Regions from separate parts of the Homo sapiens genome. Here region 2 is linked to region 1. A link is a loop called in an ENCODE intact Hi-C map of the cell type or tissue named here. Cell type or tissue: endothelial cell of umbilical vein. All regions are shown on one strand. Links, peaks and the distances in the headings refer to the core of each region. The heading gives the core; the rest is flanking DNA.

Region 1 (8,344 bases), core at 320-8,319:
CTCATATAGAAAAGCCAAATTCAGGTCAGGCATGGTGGCTCACGCCTGTAATCCCAGCACTTTGGGAGGCTGAGGCAGGTGGATCACCTGAGGTCAGGAGTTCGAGACCAGCCTGACCAACATGGCGAAACTCCGTCTCCACTAAAAATACAAAAAAAATTAGCCGGGCATGGTGGCACGACTATAATCCCAGCTACTCAGGAGGCTCAGGCCTTCTGAATCGCATGAACCCAGGGGGCAGAGGTTGCAGTGAGCTGAGTTCGTGCCACTGCACTCCAGCCTGGGTGATAGAGCAAGAGTCTGTCTCAAAAAAAAAAAAAAAAAAAAAGAAAGAAAGAAAAAGAAAAAAAAGAAAGAAAAGAAAAGCCAAATTCTAATCTTTGGATAGGTTTGAGAAAAGTGCCTAGGAGGTGCAGAAGAGAAGACCCTAAAGGCATATTTTCAGCTATGTGACAGAAGTGGTTTGAAGGCTTACAATACCCTGGATGGACAATACCCAACTCTCTGGCCTTCAATGTATATTTGGACTTCCCAGAACCACCATGGCATGAGTGGCTGTTAGTAGTGCCTGGAACTACATGCCACAGTAACAGGGAATCAAATAGTGTCTGGTGTATACCTCAGGAGTCTCTTGGGCATTTAGTCCAGAAAGCCTTATAACCTCTAGGAATTCTTACATAAACTAAATAGTTTCCAAACAAAAATAAAGAAGCAGCTTGGGTACGGTGGCTTACACCTGTAATTCCAGCACTTTGGGAGGCTGAGGCGGTGGATCACTTGAGGTCAGGAGTTCAAGACCAGCCTGGCCAACATGATGAAACCTTGTCTCTAATAAAAATATGAAAGTTAGCCAGGTGTGGTGGTGCAAGCCGGTGGTCCCAGCTACTCAGGAGGCTGAGGAGGGATAATCGCTTGAACCTGGGAGGCGGAGGTTGCAGTGAGCCTAGATCATGCCACTGCACTCCAGCCTGGGTGACAGAGCAAGATTCTGTCTGAAAAAAATAAAAAATAAAAAAATAAAGGAGAAGACCCTGAAAAAGGTTCATAATTGCATGTTGTAATGATTTTGTTGTTTTAGTTTTTAAAGGGAAAGAAAATGGCTTCTCACTACTAGTTTTCTTGTATTTTATGTGTAGTGGTGGCCTTGATTTGATGTTGTCCTAGTAAGCAGCTGGCCAGAATTTCCATCTTCTCTCCATTGCTTTCAGTATTCCTGTGCTCCTGAGGTGGATTTGGTCTCTATATTCCTCTTCATTATGGCTGCAGTGGATGGAATCAGAGAAGAAACTGCTGAGGAAATACTTCCCTGGCATTCGATGTGAAGGATGAGAGTTCTGTATAGAAGAGTGTCATTATTGCCGTGGCCAACTGAATAAGGAAGGAGGTTTTGGTTTAAATGTGTGTGTATGTCTGTGGATACACACACATAGTACAAAAAGGCCAAGAAGAAGATAAACCAACATATTGCTAGTGGTTACCTCCAGGTGATAGGTTTAGAGATCATTTTTCATAATATATTTTATTATATTATTAATATATGGGCCAGGCACAGTGGTTCATACATGTAATCCCAGCAATTTAGGAGGCTGATGTGGGGGGATCGCTTGAGCCCAAGAGTTCAAGACCAGCCTGGGCAACAAAGCAAGACCTCATCTCTACAAAAAATGTAAAAATTAGCTGAGTGTGGTGCTACACACCTATGGTCCCAGCTACTCAAGAGACTGAAGCAGGAGGATTGCTTGATCCTAGGAGTTTGAAGCTGCAGTGAGCCGTGATTGTGCCACTGCACTCCAGCCTGGGAAACAAAGTTAGACTCTGTCTCAAAAACAAGAACAGGCCAGGCGCGGTGGCTCATGCCTGTAATCCCAGCACTTTGGGAGGCCGAGACGGGCAGATCACGAGGTCAGGAGATCGAGACCATCCTGGCTAACACGGTGAAAGCCCGTCTCTACTAAAAATACAAAAAAATTAGCAGGGTGTGGTAGCAGGCACCTGTGGTCCCAGCTACTCGGGAGGCTGAGGCAGGAGAATGGCGCGAACCAGGGAGGCGGAGCTTGCAGTGAGCTGAGATTGCGCCGCTGCACTCCAGCCTGGGCGACAGAGCAAGACTCTGTCTCAAAAAAAAAAAAAAAAAAAAAGAACAAATACATATATATTTGCATATATATGCATCATGTTCATAATAAGATAAAAGCAATCATTGCTTATTTAATGGAAATAGGTCCTCTGCTCTTTATATACCTATATATATCTTCCTGGGAACACTGCATGGAAAGGTACACAAAAAGGACCAATGAGGTGGAAATGACAACCCCTTACTGGGAAACAAATAGCATTTGTACAAAATTTTTATAATAAACCATTAAACACCAGGTATAGAGGCTTGCAGTGACTCATGAGGAATTTATCAGATTTCGTTCGTTTTGCAAAATGTCCCTAAGTGAAGAACTTTAAACTTCAGTCTTCTTCCTCTCTTGTCACTTTTTATTCAACATTCTTCATGTAGACTGGGCATGGTGGCTCACACATGTGATCCCAGGGCTTTGGCAGGCTGAGGTGGGAGGATTACTTGAGTGCAGGAATTCAAGACCAACCTGGGCAACACAATGAGACCCGATCTCTAAAAAAAAATTCTTTTAATTAGTCAGACATGGTGGTGCACAACTGTAGTCCCAGCTACTTGGGAGGCTGAGGAGAGAGGATCACTTGAGCCTAGGAGTTCAAGGCTTCACTGACCTGTGATCATGCCACTGCAGTCCAGCCTGAGTGACAGAGCAAGACCCTGTCTAAAAAAAAACAAAAGAAGGTACTTCATGTGGATGAAGTTTTCAAAGTCATATTTTCTGTCATGTCTTCTGTTAAAACATGTTTTATTAACAGTTAATTAATTAAATAATATTGAGTACTTTCCTGTCCCAGGCTTTTTGTCTAAGGCCTGAATAAGATGAATGAGATATGTTCTTTTCTTTGAGTTCTAGAGTAGTGTAGGACTCTAGAGGGACACAAACACCATGAAATAAAGTGTTTTGATGGAAGTTTATAGCAGGTAGGAGCACAAAGTCAGAAAGGGTACACTTTGACAGTGGTGGAATGAGCGTGGGATGGGTAGGTGATGGTGAGCAAGGTCCTCGATGTGAAAGTGATGCTTTAGCTTTAGTTTTATTACAAGTTTGACTGGAAGTTAATAGGGCCCAGAGAGGTTAAAACAAAATTCTGCAGATTTGTTCTTGTCCGGATTTCACCCGGGTTTGCTCTCTGGCTTAAAATCCTATTTCAACAGCATGATATGTTTGTGCTCACTTTGGCAGCACATATTCACCCCACCCCGCCTCCCAAAAAATACAAACGAACCATGATATGTTCATTAGATTTCACAAAAGGGGCTCCTTGTAAGTCTTGACAGCTTATACTTAAAATGCATGTAACATATCACCAATAAAACAGCATCACCAATTTTTTCTATCACAGTGATGGGAAAGAAAAAAATAATCCCGGACATGTAGGAGTTGGCGTGGCACTCACAGCTAGACTTTGTTGTTCTCCCGTGAGCATAAACAATTTCAAAGAGTACCAACATCCGGCAAGGTCCCTCTGTGATGGTAATGAAGTGAGACAAAAAGGAGGACCACTGCATAATCATGTCTGAACACAGACAAAACACGTTCAAGCCACAGAAATTAACAAATATCCCCCTCTCCTGGCTAATGTGAGTGATTGCTACTGCTTTTTGCTTTTATTACGAGGTGGGGGGCGAATTACAGCTTTAGCCTTAGTATAATCTAGCATGGTTTTATATCATTGACTGTAAATATTTCTTGTTTTTAGATATTTATGACTTACACCTTTTCTCCTTTAACAGTTATTCTTGATTTTGCCTTTCCTGAATTCACGATCTAAATTCAAAATTATAAAACTATTAAGATGTCTTTTTTTTTTTTTTTTTTTTTTTTTTGAGACGGAGTCTCGCTCTGTCACCCAGGCTGGAGTGCAGTGGCGCAGTCTCGGCTCACTGCAAGCTCCGCCTCCCGGGTTCACGCCATTCTCCTGCCTCAGCCTCTCCGAGTAGCTGGGACTACAGGCGCCCGCCACCACGCCCGGCTAATTTTTTTTTTATTTTTTTTAGTAGAGACGGGGTTTCACCGTGGTCTCGATCTCCTGACCTCGTGATCCACCCGCCTCGGCCTCCCAAAGTGCTGGGATTACAAGCGTGAGCCACCGCGCCCGGCCAGATGTCTTTTATACCTAAACCATATTTTGGGTTCCTAAAATGTTCATCAGGTAATAATAATAGGCTGAATGTTTATGTCTCCCCAAAATTCATATGTCGAACTCTGAACCGCCAACATGATGGTATTAGGAGGTGGAGCCACTGGGAGGCAGTTAAGCCATGACGGTGGAGACCTCACGAATGGGATTAGTACGCTTATCAAAGGGACTCCCAGAGAGCTCTCTCTCCCTCTTTCTGCCATGTGACACAAGAAGTCAGCGATATGCAGGCGGGCCGGGCGCGGTGGCTCATGCCTGCAATCCCAGCACTTTGGGAGGCCGAGGCGGGCGGATCACAAGGTCAGGAGATCGAGACCATGGTGAAACCCCGTCTCTACTAAAAATACAAAAAAATTAGCTGGGCGCAGTGGCGGGTGCCTGTAGTCCCAGCTACTGGGGAGGCTGAGGCAGGAGAATGGCGTGAACCCGGAAGGCGGAGCTTGCAGTGAGCCGAGATTGTGCCACTGCACTCCAGCCTGGGCGACAGAGTGAAACTCCGTCTCAAAAAACAAAAAGAAGTCAGCAATATGCAACCTGGAAGAGAGCCCTAACAATAACCAACCATACCTGCTCGTTGCAGTGGCTCATGCATGTACTCCCAGCACTTTGGGAAGTCGAGGCAGGAGGATCCCTTGAGCCCAGGAGTTGGATACCAGTCCTGGCAACATAGGGAGACCCTGTCTCTACAAAAAAAAAAAAAAAAAAAATTTAGCCGGACGTGGCGGCACACACTTGTAGTCCCAGCTACTTGAGAGTCTGAGGTGGGAGGCTTGGTTGGGCCTGGGAGGTGGAGGCTGCAGTGAGCCATGATCTTGACACTGCACTCCAGCCTGAGCAACAAAGAAAGACCCTGTCTTCCAACCAAGCTGGTACCCTGATCTCGGACTTTCAGCCTCTAGCACTGTGAGAAATAAATTTCTGTTGTTTATAAGCCACCACTCTATGATACTTTGTTATAGCAGCTCTAAGTAACACAAAGATTTGTTCCTCAATCCTATAAAAGATAATAAGAGTAAATTTATCCAACTATTAAGTAAAAGCTGTTATGAGAGCTTTTCTCTGCTAAACTTAGTAATAATGGTGGTGGTAATAATGATAATAATAAACTTTACAAATCTAAAGAGTTTAACTTAAGTTAATCATACATAAAGAAAATATGGCCAGGCGCAGTGGCTCAGGCCTGTAATCCCAGCACTTTGGGAGGCTGAGGTGGGCGGATCACTTGACTCAGGAGTTTGAGATCAGCCTGGGCAACATGGCAAAACCCCATCTCTACCAAAAATGCAAAAAAATTAGCCGGGCAAGGTGGCATGCACCTGTAGTCCCAGCTACTTGGGAGGCTGAGACATGAGAATCACTTGAGCCTGGAAGGCAGAGGTTGAAGTGAGCTGAGATCGCGCCACTGCACTCCAGCCTGGGCAACAGAGCCAGACCCCATCTCAAGAAAAAAAAAAAGAAAGAAAAGAAAAGAAAATATGATAATTAAATATTCCTTCCTTTACCAGAAAAAGTAAAACTCCATGGTGGCTTACCTCTTTTAGGAGATTATCTGAGTATCTGAGCCCTGGACAGATCTTCTAGATCAGGGGTGTCCAATCTTTTGGATTCCCTGGGCCACATTGGAAGAAGAATTGTCATGGGCCACACATAAAATACACTAACACTAATGATAGCTGATGAGCTTAAAAAAAAAAGCAAAAAAAAAACAAAATCTCATAATGTTTTAAGAAAGCTTACGAATTTGTGTTGGGCCACATTCAAAGCCATTCCAGGCCTCATGCAGCCCACAGGCCACGGGTTGGAGAAGCTTGATCCAGAGACTTTCTTAAATAACCCTGATTTAATTGTATTCATTAATGGTTCAAACATAAAAAGTAAAACTAAAAATTGCTAAACAAGATAACCCATCACAGACTTAAGTTTGTCCTTAAAATATAAGCTTCTCATAGAAACTAAATCAGTTCACATTTTGTATTATAAACATTTTACATTTTCTGCGTATTATGATGTTTTGATATTTTTAAAAACCTTTCTGACTAGGGGGAGACTGCCCCTCCTGGGGCTAGCCAAGATTTAAAAATAACAAAGGCCCAGCCAGGAGCATCTTTAATATGCAAACTAACCAATCCAGAGCCGTACCTCCTCTGTTTGGCCCAGATACCCCAGGAGGCCACATTCCTCTTCTTTTTTTTTTTTTTTTTTTGAGATAGAGTTTTTGCTCTTGTTGCCCAGTCTGGAGTGCAATGGCGTGATCTCGGCTCATCGCAACCTCTACCTCCCAGGTTCAAGCAATTCTCCTGCCTCAGCCTCCCGAGTAGCTGGGATTACAGGCATGCGCCACCACGCCTGGCTAATTTTGTATTTTTAGTAGAGACGGAGTTTCTCGATGTTAGTCAGGCTGGTCTCGAACTCCCGACCTCAGGTGATCTGCCCGCCTCCGCCTCCCAAAGTGCTGGGATTACAGGAGTGAGCCACCGTGCCCGGCCCACGTTCCTCTTCCTAATCATCTACTGTTACCGGAAAAAGGGTCTTGTTCCAGATCCCAAAGAGCGGGTTCTTGGATCTCATGCAAGAAAAAATTCAGGGCAAGTCGCAGAGTATAGTGAAGTTAAGATAGTTCACTATACTCTGATTAGAGACTACTTTATTGCAGAGTAGGGTGTCCTCAGAAAGCAAGGAGGAACAAAATCACCTCAAATACAATGCTTGCTTAGATAGGATAATAGAGCTAAGAATAACGGTCTTACGTGCTTTATTACAAAGGCTTGTGATCAGCTTGTGACAGGATAGTAGCATTGTTATTCTCTTTTATAACTATTGATTTCAGCAAGAATTTATGGGTATACTATTATCTTTAACGTGACATTGGCCTGGCGTGGTAGCTCACTCCAGTAATCCCAGCACTTTGGGAGGCCGAGGCAGGTGGATCACTTGAGGTCAGGAGTTCGAGACCAGCCTGGCTGACATGGTAAAACTCCGTCTCTACTAAAAATGCAAAAATTAGCTGGGCATGGTGGTAGGTGCCAGCAATCCCAGCTAATTGGAAAGCTGAGGCAGGAGAACTGCTTGAACCTGGGAGGCATAAGTTGCAGTGAGCCGAGATCACGCCATTTCACTTCAGCTTGGGCAACATAGCAAGACGCCGTCAAAAACATAGATGAATAAATAAAAATTTTTAAAAAGTGAAATGTATTCTTAAACTAAGAGTGCATTTTGTTCTTAAGATATTGGGACATCAGGACATTTCCTTAAGTTGTGGATCTTATGTAATTAGCCTCCTTAACTTGTCCCCTCAACCATAAACATCTTGTGACCAAGAGTTCCCAACCCCCTGGGAATGTAACCCAGCAGTTTTGGCTTTATTTGGCCTTTATTCAAGATGCAGTCACTCGGGTTAGGACACTTCTTTTTTTTTTTTTTTTTTTTTTTTTTTGAGACGGAGTCTCGCTCTGTCGCCCAGGCGGGACTGCGGACTGCAGTGGCGCAATCTCGGCTCACTGCAAGCTCCGCTTCCCGGGTTCACGCCATTCTCCTGCCTCAGCCTCCCGAGTAGCTGGGACTACAGGCGCCCGCCACCGCGCCCGGCTAATTTTTTTTTTTTGTATTTTTAGTAGAGACGGGGTTTCACCTTGTTAGCCAGGATGGTCTCGATCTCCTGACCTCATGATCCACCCGCCTCGGCCTCCCAAAGTGCTGGGATTACAGGCGTGAGCCACCGCGCCCGGCCAGGACACTTCTGACACTAGGGCCAGGTACCAAGCAACTAGAAACCATCCTTATGTAGCCCAAAGCCCAAGGCAGTTATTCAAACTAGCCAGTCATAAACTGTTCACCCTGCCCTGCATTGCCTATTGTATGGAAGTCCCAGTAAAGGTCATGGCCTAAATCCTCCCCTTGCTCGTGTCTTCTGCCTTCAGACCACCCTGATGTCTTTCCCATGTGGCCCTGCATGATGTACCTGGCCTCCTGTCTGTACAACCTGTGAGTAAATAAACTGTTTTATTTCTGAGCCTCTCTGACATCTCCTCCAGTGACCATACCTGAGGGATCATCTCATAAAAGAATTACAAGCCAGATG
Region 2 (8,344 bases), core at 260-8,259, 450 kb before region 1:
GGAAACCTAGCAAGGCCTGTCTGCCTATTAAATAGATTCTTCTAGGCCTCTCTGAGCCTGTATTCCTTCCTTCTGACTGTGGGGCAGGGCCCTCTCTGGAATGGGGGTCTTAAGACCTACAGTCAAACAAGGTAGGTTAGATCATTTCTTTGTGTCCAGTTTTTACACAGAAAGGCAGAGGGGAAATTAGAGTAATATTTTTAGGTCTTATGGCTGGCTTTCAGGAAAAGGGGTTCTGGCTTCTGTGATCCTCCTTGGGGAAGAGGGATTCTAGTTTCTACGGCTAGCCTTGGAGGAGAATGGGACAGAGAGACAGGAGGGCAGGACAAAGTCAGTGCAAAACTTCTGCTTCTGAGGCTGCTGCTGAGGCCTTCATTTGGGGGTATTGTTTTCTGAGCCCCAACATAGGTAAGGATGGATCTGAAAAAAGATAATCCATATGTAAAAACAGGAACATGGAACTCCACCTCGTGCTATACATAAAAATCGATTCCATATGAATTAAGAACTTTAATACCAAAAACAAAACTAAAACTCTTAGTAAAAAATGTAGATGAATATATTTTACATATTCTTAAACAGGACACAGAAATCATTGACTACAAAATTCAAGATTGATACATTTGGCTGTATTAAAATTTACAAATTTGTCCATCAAAACACCCCTCAAAGAGCAAAAAGGCAAGTTATAAACAAGATATTCAAAATATACAAAACAAATGATTAGTATAAGGAGTATTTTTTTAAACCCATAGAATTCTATTTTTTAAAAAAGGACAACCAACCAACAGAAAATGGGCAAAATAAATGAAAAGCTATTTCACAGTACAGGAAAGACATATGACCAACAGACATCTGAAGAAAGGTTAACATCATTCGTGATCAGGGGAATGTAAATCAAGAAAGACTTCATCGAAATACCTTTTTAAACACACTTGGTCAAAATTTTTAAATTTGACAGTACTGTTTTGGAGGGCACATAGATTCATAGGATCTCCTATACATGTCAATGGAAACAGAAATGATAAATCGGTTTGAACACTGACATACTATACAACCCAGCAATTCCATTTTCAAGTATATACACAAGAGAAATCCTTGCACAAGTACAAGAGACATGTATAATAATGATAGTAGTGCTATTCCCAAGAGAAAAAGGAGGAGGGGGGAATGAAAATGGCTATCAGTGAGAAAGTGAATAAAGATGGTATATTCACATGATGCAAGATAACACAGCCATCCAAAAGAATGAACCACAGTTTTACATAACAATTTGGATGAATCTTAGCAATTTAATTTTAACTAATAAAATATAAAAATTACCACAGTTAAATAAAACATAGTGTATGTATTACTTTTTTTAATGTTCAAAACAAGGAATAAGGAAATAAGATTTTGAAACGTACGGCTTGAAAACTGGCTACTGGCTTGAAGGTGTTTTAGTAACATTGTTTTAGTAACACATGACAATCAGATTTGCATATTAGAAAGAATGGTTTAGCTACAGTGTGGAGGACTAACTAATTTAAGTTGAAGAAAACTTGAGACAGAGAGATCATTTAGAAAACTACTGACAGGTCCAGTTAAAGGTAAGGAATAGAGGAGAATCTGAACAATGACATTGAGAATAGAAAGGAATGAAACTGATCTGAAAGCTATTCAAAGAGTTATGACCAACAGGCCTTAGTCCCTCACTAGATATAGAGGCTGAGGGAAAGGGAAGAGTGGAGAATAACTCCCAAGTTTTAGATCTGGGTGACAAGGGGGCCTAGGGTGAATAACGAGAGTTCATTATTTGACATATTGAGTTTGAGGAGACTCTGAGATATCAGCATTCATGTAGTTTCCTCCATCTAAGAATAACTATAAAATCTGATGCCTCCTCTCTAAAGGCCAATCCTCCAACTTCTTTATAAAGCCCCCCTCTGCTGTTCAAACGACCAAATCAAATGTTATCCCTCCCTCTTTGAACCTATGCTGCACTTTCCATTTATCTTACTCTAACCCAGGGTTTCTCAACCTTGGCACCATGGACATTTTAGACAAGTTAAGTCTTTGTTGTATGGGGCTGTCCTTTTCAATGTAGGATGCTTGGCAGCATCCCTTGCCTCTACCCACTAGATGTCAGTAGCAACCCCCAAATTGTGATAATCAAAAATGTCTTCAGCCAGGTGTGGTGCTGCAGGACTATAGTCCAAGCTACTCAGCAGGCTGAGACAGGAGGATCACTTGAGCCCCCGAGTTAGAGCCTGTGAACAGCCACTATATTCCAGCCCAGGCAACATAGCCAGGGCAACATAGCAAGGCCTTGTCTCTTAAAAAAAAAAAAAAAAGTCTCCAGATACTGTCAAATATCCTCTGGAGGCAACCTCTCCAACCCTACCCTTCCCCACAATGAGAACTACTGATCTAGGATATAATAGGTATATGAGTTCTTATTTTAAACCATTATGAAATCATTAACTCACTGAAAGCAGCAACTTTACAACCTTTACAAAATATCTATATGACAAATCCATTCTTACATACTCATTAAGGTAGTTTAAGGACACAGTCATCTATGTTTAATTTACTATTTCTAATTCACAAAAACCTTTAAATGTAATTATTTCCCATTGACATAGACATCCCCAACCAAGTAGCTCAAAATACTAAGGATTTACGTATTGCAATTATTTTTTTAAGAAGTGAAAAACTCTAGACTATACATACTAGATTCTCTTAGGAACATAATCATTAACAAAAAGCCATTTCTGAGTGAAATCCAAATTCACAAATGTTCTAGAATCAGTTCATCTCCATATGGTTCAAAGAAAAGTTTATGTCACAGTTATCTTATACCTGTCTCTTGTCACCTTGAATCTCTAATATTCTACTGAGACAAGTAATTAATCTAAAAATAAAGTGACAACATTCTCTGTCACAAATTAGAAAAGACTACACAGAATCAAGTGTTCCTGAAAAGGAAAGAACTTACTTTCCTATTTGGAAAAAACTTTTCCTCAAAGAATTTGATATAAAAAATACATTAGAAAATATCTACTGTTGAATTATCCATTACAGTCCATTGACAGGTATTCTGTTAATGGAATGCTATCTATTTACATGAAACAAGAGAAATGTAAAGATTAAACATTACAGTTTGACCTTTAGCAGATTGAGTGCACTAGCTGAAAGTGAGAGTAAACATAAACTTACATTGTTATTAAATTGGCTTATACAGTTTTCTTTAATTACATTAAATGGTTCCCTGGCGTGTAAGGTATTTTTTTTTCTGTAAATGAGAAGCAGACAACCCTTTCTGAAACTTTCCAGATAACTGATTATAAGAGTATTACAATGTTTTAAGAAGCACCCAAATACACTCAAAGTGTAGAGAAAAAAAGAAAACTAAAATATTTCCCTTTCTAGGTCATGATGATCACTAGCCTCTGCAGAATGGGGAGGTGTGTATCATGCAGTTAAGGCATCTCACAGAGTGGGCTGCTAGGCTGGGCTGGGAGAACAAGATGCCTCTTTTGCAAAGTTTCACTGTGTGCCTAGGAACTTAAACAAATGGCACCTCCCAGCAAATCAATTTTGTAAGTCTTCAATTATCTTTATTTGTAGTAAGTGTCCCTAGCATTACTTCTTATGTTCTCAGTGAGGTTCTGGATCTTGTCTACCTTCATGCCAAATAAATGCTTCAGAATTTATATCACAAATAATCTAAATTGAAATATTAAATTTAAACCTTAAGCAAAAGTATTCCACTAACCCCAATTTTAAAACATCCCAATCAACCACTTCTGTTCTTATACCTGTCATGCAACAAATACCTAACCTAACTTTTCAGGAAGCTTTCTCAAACTAAATTAATCCCCTCTAAAATTAAGCCTTATGCCACAGTTCCAGATCTCTTATGTGTACAGTATATTAAAATATATTATTTTGAATACTATTATATATTATAGTGAAATTCTTTTCTAATGGTTATATTACTGTATACATTTGACTATTGTATAAATCCTTTAAGTACAAAAACCATGTCTCTTTTTATTAGCCATAATCATGTTTCCAAAGTAGGAGTTCAATAAATGCTTGCTTAATGAATCTATTCTAAAACCATAAGAGAGGCATGATAGCTATGCAAATACACACAAAACAAAACACACCATACCACAAACAAAAAGTATATAACCTACGAAGTTAAATAAGCATTGAATTTTCAGAATAAATAACCTATTTATTGGCATGGTGTTTAATAACTGCTTTTTTATAAAGAGAGAATGTGTTACACTGGAAATAACATTAGGATAGCACTGGAGTTGAAAAACCTAGGCTCTGACCCACACACTCTGCCAGACTCACCATTTAACTTTGGACAAATCACTTAACCTGTCTCTCAACCACAACGAGCAATTACTATGTACTCTGCCAAGCTCACAGGGTTATTATTAGGATACAATAGGATAATATATATGAAAGTACTTAAAAATGTATAAAGAGCTGTATAAATGGTATTATCTTAATGATGAATGTACCCTTCAATTAAAGATAACATTTTATTTTAAATGAAAGAAATTAAGGGATAAGTATGCTGTAGAACTTATCACTGAATAAATCAGTACAAGGTTCAGTAATTCAGATTCAATCTATAGCAATTAAAATATGAGTCAACTGTCAAAAATGTGCTTCACATTCGATTTTTCAGGAAGACATTTATTAAATGAAGCAAGGCAGATATTTGAATAAGGCCACAAAATCACAATCATGAGCTCATTCCACTAAATGCACTGAGAGGACCTTCACCTCACAAAATCAAATGCTGTGTTTATCTGGCTCCATTTTACAACCTGATACAATGCACCATGCCCTACAGTTGAAAAGGTGAACCAGCACATGTAGGAAATACTAGAGTTGACTCCTGGTTTACAGGAAAACACGTGATTATCCAGGACACGGCAGAATCTGATGTAAGAATTCCTAAATCTGTTTCACAGACCTACTGCTCATGTACATAAACAGGTATAAAGAAGCAGAGGGAGCAGCAGCAAGTACGCTGAAACATATCCACTTATTTGTAGCACTGGTGACAGAGTCAACTATGCAAGGTTTCAGGATTTGTTTGGGTAACAATTAAATTCACTTTCAAGTCAACAAATTATCATAGTATCCAGATGGACCAAAAAGTTCTATGCAATTTCCCTTCATCTTGTCAAATCTATCTACAGACCATCTCGGAGAAGACATTACAGCAAGAGTCAGCTACTTTACTGAAATGGGTTACCAACTTTCTGATCACTGTTTTATGTCCTTATGTGGGTGAAAATTTTAATCAAGGAGTATCTGGAAGGGAGATCTACTCAAAAAGGTCATGAATCTCCAATCACCAATTGGAGATTCAAGTAAATTAGCAAACTCCCCCTTTTAAATGTTAATCTCCTAGAGAGGCTGCCATAATCATTTACCTGAGCTCTATCCCAATAAAGTAAGAGGAGTGAGGTTGAAGAGAGAAAGAGAAAGGAGAAAAGTGTGATGGGGACAAAGGGAGGAGGCAAGTGAAGAACAGACACTAGAAATGCAGAGAGAGGTAAAAAGACACCAAAGATAAACTCTGCAAACAGCTGCCTAAAATACATTTTCCCTCATAGGAAGCCTGTTAGCAGAGAAAAGATTTTGCTGCTACATGTTTAGGGGGCATCATTTTCTTCACGTAAATTTATCAAACAATTTGAAACAATTTTTGAGTATTTAGTTCCTAGTTTTGGTTTTGACTTTCTTGACAAGTGGCTTTAAGGTTAATAACTAAACTTTTATCAATGTTCTTATTCACTCAAAGAACAAATATTTCTTGAGTGCTTAAAAAATAAACAATTTTAGGGTTTCTCAGCCCTGAGTGCATATTAGAATTACCTGGGAAGATTTTTTTTCCTTAAGTTCCTTGGCCCCTGAGATTCTGATTTAATTGGTCTAGGGTGGGATCCAGGCAGGGTTGAAAAAACAAACAAAAAATCTCCCTTGCAATTGTAATGTGCAGCCAGGGTGGAGAACCAGGGGTCTATTTCATCTTAATGTAAAAAAACCTTCCCCCATTTATTTTGAAATGTATTAATTTCTCCTTATTCAATATTGTTTCACCCAGATTCTCACCACCTCTCACCTAGATTAACATTAACCGCTTCTTAGCTATTTTCCCTTCCTCTTGTCTCTTCCTAATGCAATAAGGAATGCTTGTCTAACTAATCGGTTTGGTTCTGAAACAGTATTCCACTGAGTCATTTTAAGTATAACAAGATCACCAAACAGATCATTTTCATCAAATAGAGAATATACTGTATGTGTGTTCCTGTATGTATGTGTGTGTATGTATGTACATATGTATGTATAATCTCAAACACACTCTATTTTTCTTCAGTTCCAATGTACCTGCCGTCATTTACACATAATGAATAGTGGTCTCTCTACATTAAAAAATACTGCCCCTAAAAATTTCGTGGCTAAATTTTATCAAAAACAAATGGCAAATGAGTCACCCAAAGATATCTAATTTAAATGAAAAAAAAGAGCAGCACAAGATCTTGTTTACTCTGATTTTTGAAATGTTCCCACAAGAAATGCTCATTCAACTGAAGAGAAAAAGTAAAATGAAACTTATGATGAATGAATGTTTACCATGAACAGATATGGTTCTGCTTTGTGTTGAAGCTTGCCTCAGAAAACCAACTGAAGGCTTAAAAGCCAAAGGCTGTAACTGCATCAGATGATATTCATATTTATGAGAAATATTATCAAATACAATAAAGGGGATATATAATAAGAAGACTGAACAAGTATATGGCTTACACCCTGCCTTTTAAGGGGCTCTATTTCTTCTCAGGGATAGCAAGACAGAAACATAAAAAGAAAATAAAACCAGCACTGCCAAGTAAGTGGTAAAGACAATAAGTACCATGGGAATTCAAAGAAACAGGAGATTCTTGTGGACTAAGGGAGTTGGAGACAATTTCTTGGAAGAGCTGGGGCTTCAATAAAATTAAATAGACGGAGAAAAGAGGGAAATCCCAAGCATACAGATGATCTTGTACAAAGATGAGGCAGAAATGCACAAAATGTATTTGAGAGACAGAGAGTTGACCTAGTTGGAAGAGAGGATTCTATGTGGGAGCATTTTGGGGAATAAGGTTGCAACAATAAAGTGGAGCCCAACAATGAAAGTCCTGAATGCCAAGCTAGGATGCTTAAACTTTGTCCTGCAGGTAGAAGGATCCTTTATAGGTTAGAAAGAACAATAAGAAAAAAAAAAAAAAGAGGAAGAAGAAGAAAAGAAAAAAATCACTATAATGATGCAGTCTGAAACTGTTTTACTTGAAGCCTTTGAAGAACACACCAAGTTGCATAATATCTTGCTAACAGTCATGAATATGTGAACATATTATTTAGGAAATCTGTTCTGAGTGAAGGAGTAAATACTCCAACATGCTTTACAAAATATAAAATCAGTGGTCGATTACACATTCATAGTTCTTAGGATCATTGCTAAAAGAATCACTGGGTGGAAAGCTTCAATTTTAGGTTTTCCTCCTCTCCCCACTTTGTTCCAACACAAATACCTTGATTTAAGATCTAAAAACTGAATACATCTGAAATTGTCTTGTTTTGAAAATAAGTGGTATTTTACTACTCCTCATTATGGGTGAATTTACTTACTATATTGTTTCAAAATGACGACATCTATTAAAATAATTTTGTCCAGATTTATTTCAGCAAAGCAGATGAAAACAGAAATAAATAACAAATTTAAAGATTATAAAAAGTAAAAAAAAACCTTTCATCAAATCAAGACATATCTAAAATAATCCAGCATTGGTTTATAAGAGAGTGTGTCCCTAACAAAAAATGCCAGCCACAACAAAGACTACCAGAGAGTATATGAAGAACATTACAATAGCCAATTTCTCACCCAAAGTGATAAACCTTTAATCCACAACTCCATAAAGAATGGAGATAATTTTTTCTCAAAAATACCCTTAAAATTGTTGGCTTTCTACTATAAAAATTAAGACTCTAAGATAACTCAAAACAAGGATTAGCTTTCTTCTAGTAAGCAGACATGTAAGTGATTGATGATTTAATTTACCACTGCAGCAAATACTAATTTAACCACCACTACCTTCTCAACACCAGGAAAATGAAAAATCTCAGTCTTTAAAGGCATACGTGACAAGAAAGAAGCCAAGAATATCGTAGGATGATTAAACCACACAGAAAAACCATGGCAATCCTGCTGCTGTACTCTGAAAAAGGATATGCCATTCTTTCAGGCACGTATGCCTTTAAGGAATATGTAGAGATTATGATTTTT

The links. Hi-C counts contacts between places; a loop is a spot of excess contacts. Peaks named below come from ENCODE experiments on the same cell type or tissue, not always from the same donor. Only the 100,000 strongest peaks of a DNase experiment are listed, where the experiment ranks them.
Region 2: it touches region 1 in a loop (4-fold over the local background); 9 of 110 quality-filtered maps call a loop at or near these places.

The regions. Positions count from the first base shown.
Region 1 is chrX:115,675,983-115,684,326 of GRCh38, forward strand. No RefSeq gene overlaps it. Among named protein-coding and RNA genes, the nearest start is that of PLS3-AS1, 120 kb to the left of the region's middle. RefSeq lists an enhancer at 4,423-4,974. In endothelial cell of umbilical vein, for the core only: a CTCF peak has its summit at 3,722 (motif pointing left); no DNase peak of the experiment used is centred there.
Region 2 is chrX:115,224,977-115,233,320 of GRCh38, forward strand. The region is part of intron 1 of LRCH2 (leucine rich repeats and calponin homology domain containing 2); the gene reads right to left. Among named protein-coding and RNA genes, the nearest start is that of LRCH2, 4.9 kb to the right of the region's middle. In endothelial cell of umbilical vein, for the core only: a CTCF peak has its summit at 2,089 (motif pointing right); a DNase peak (open chromatin) is centred at 4,855; H3K4me3 peaks cover 79 bases.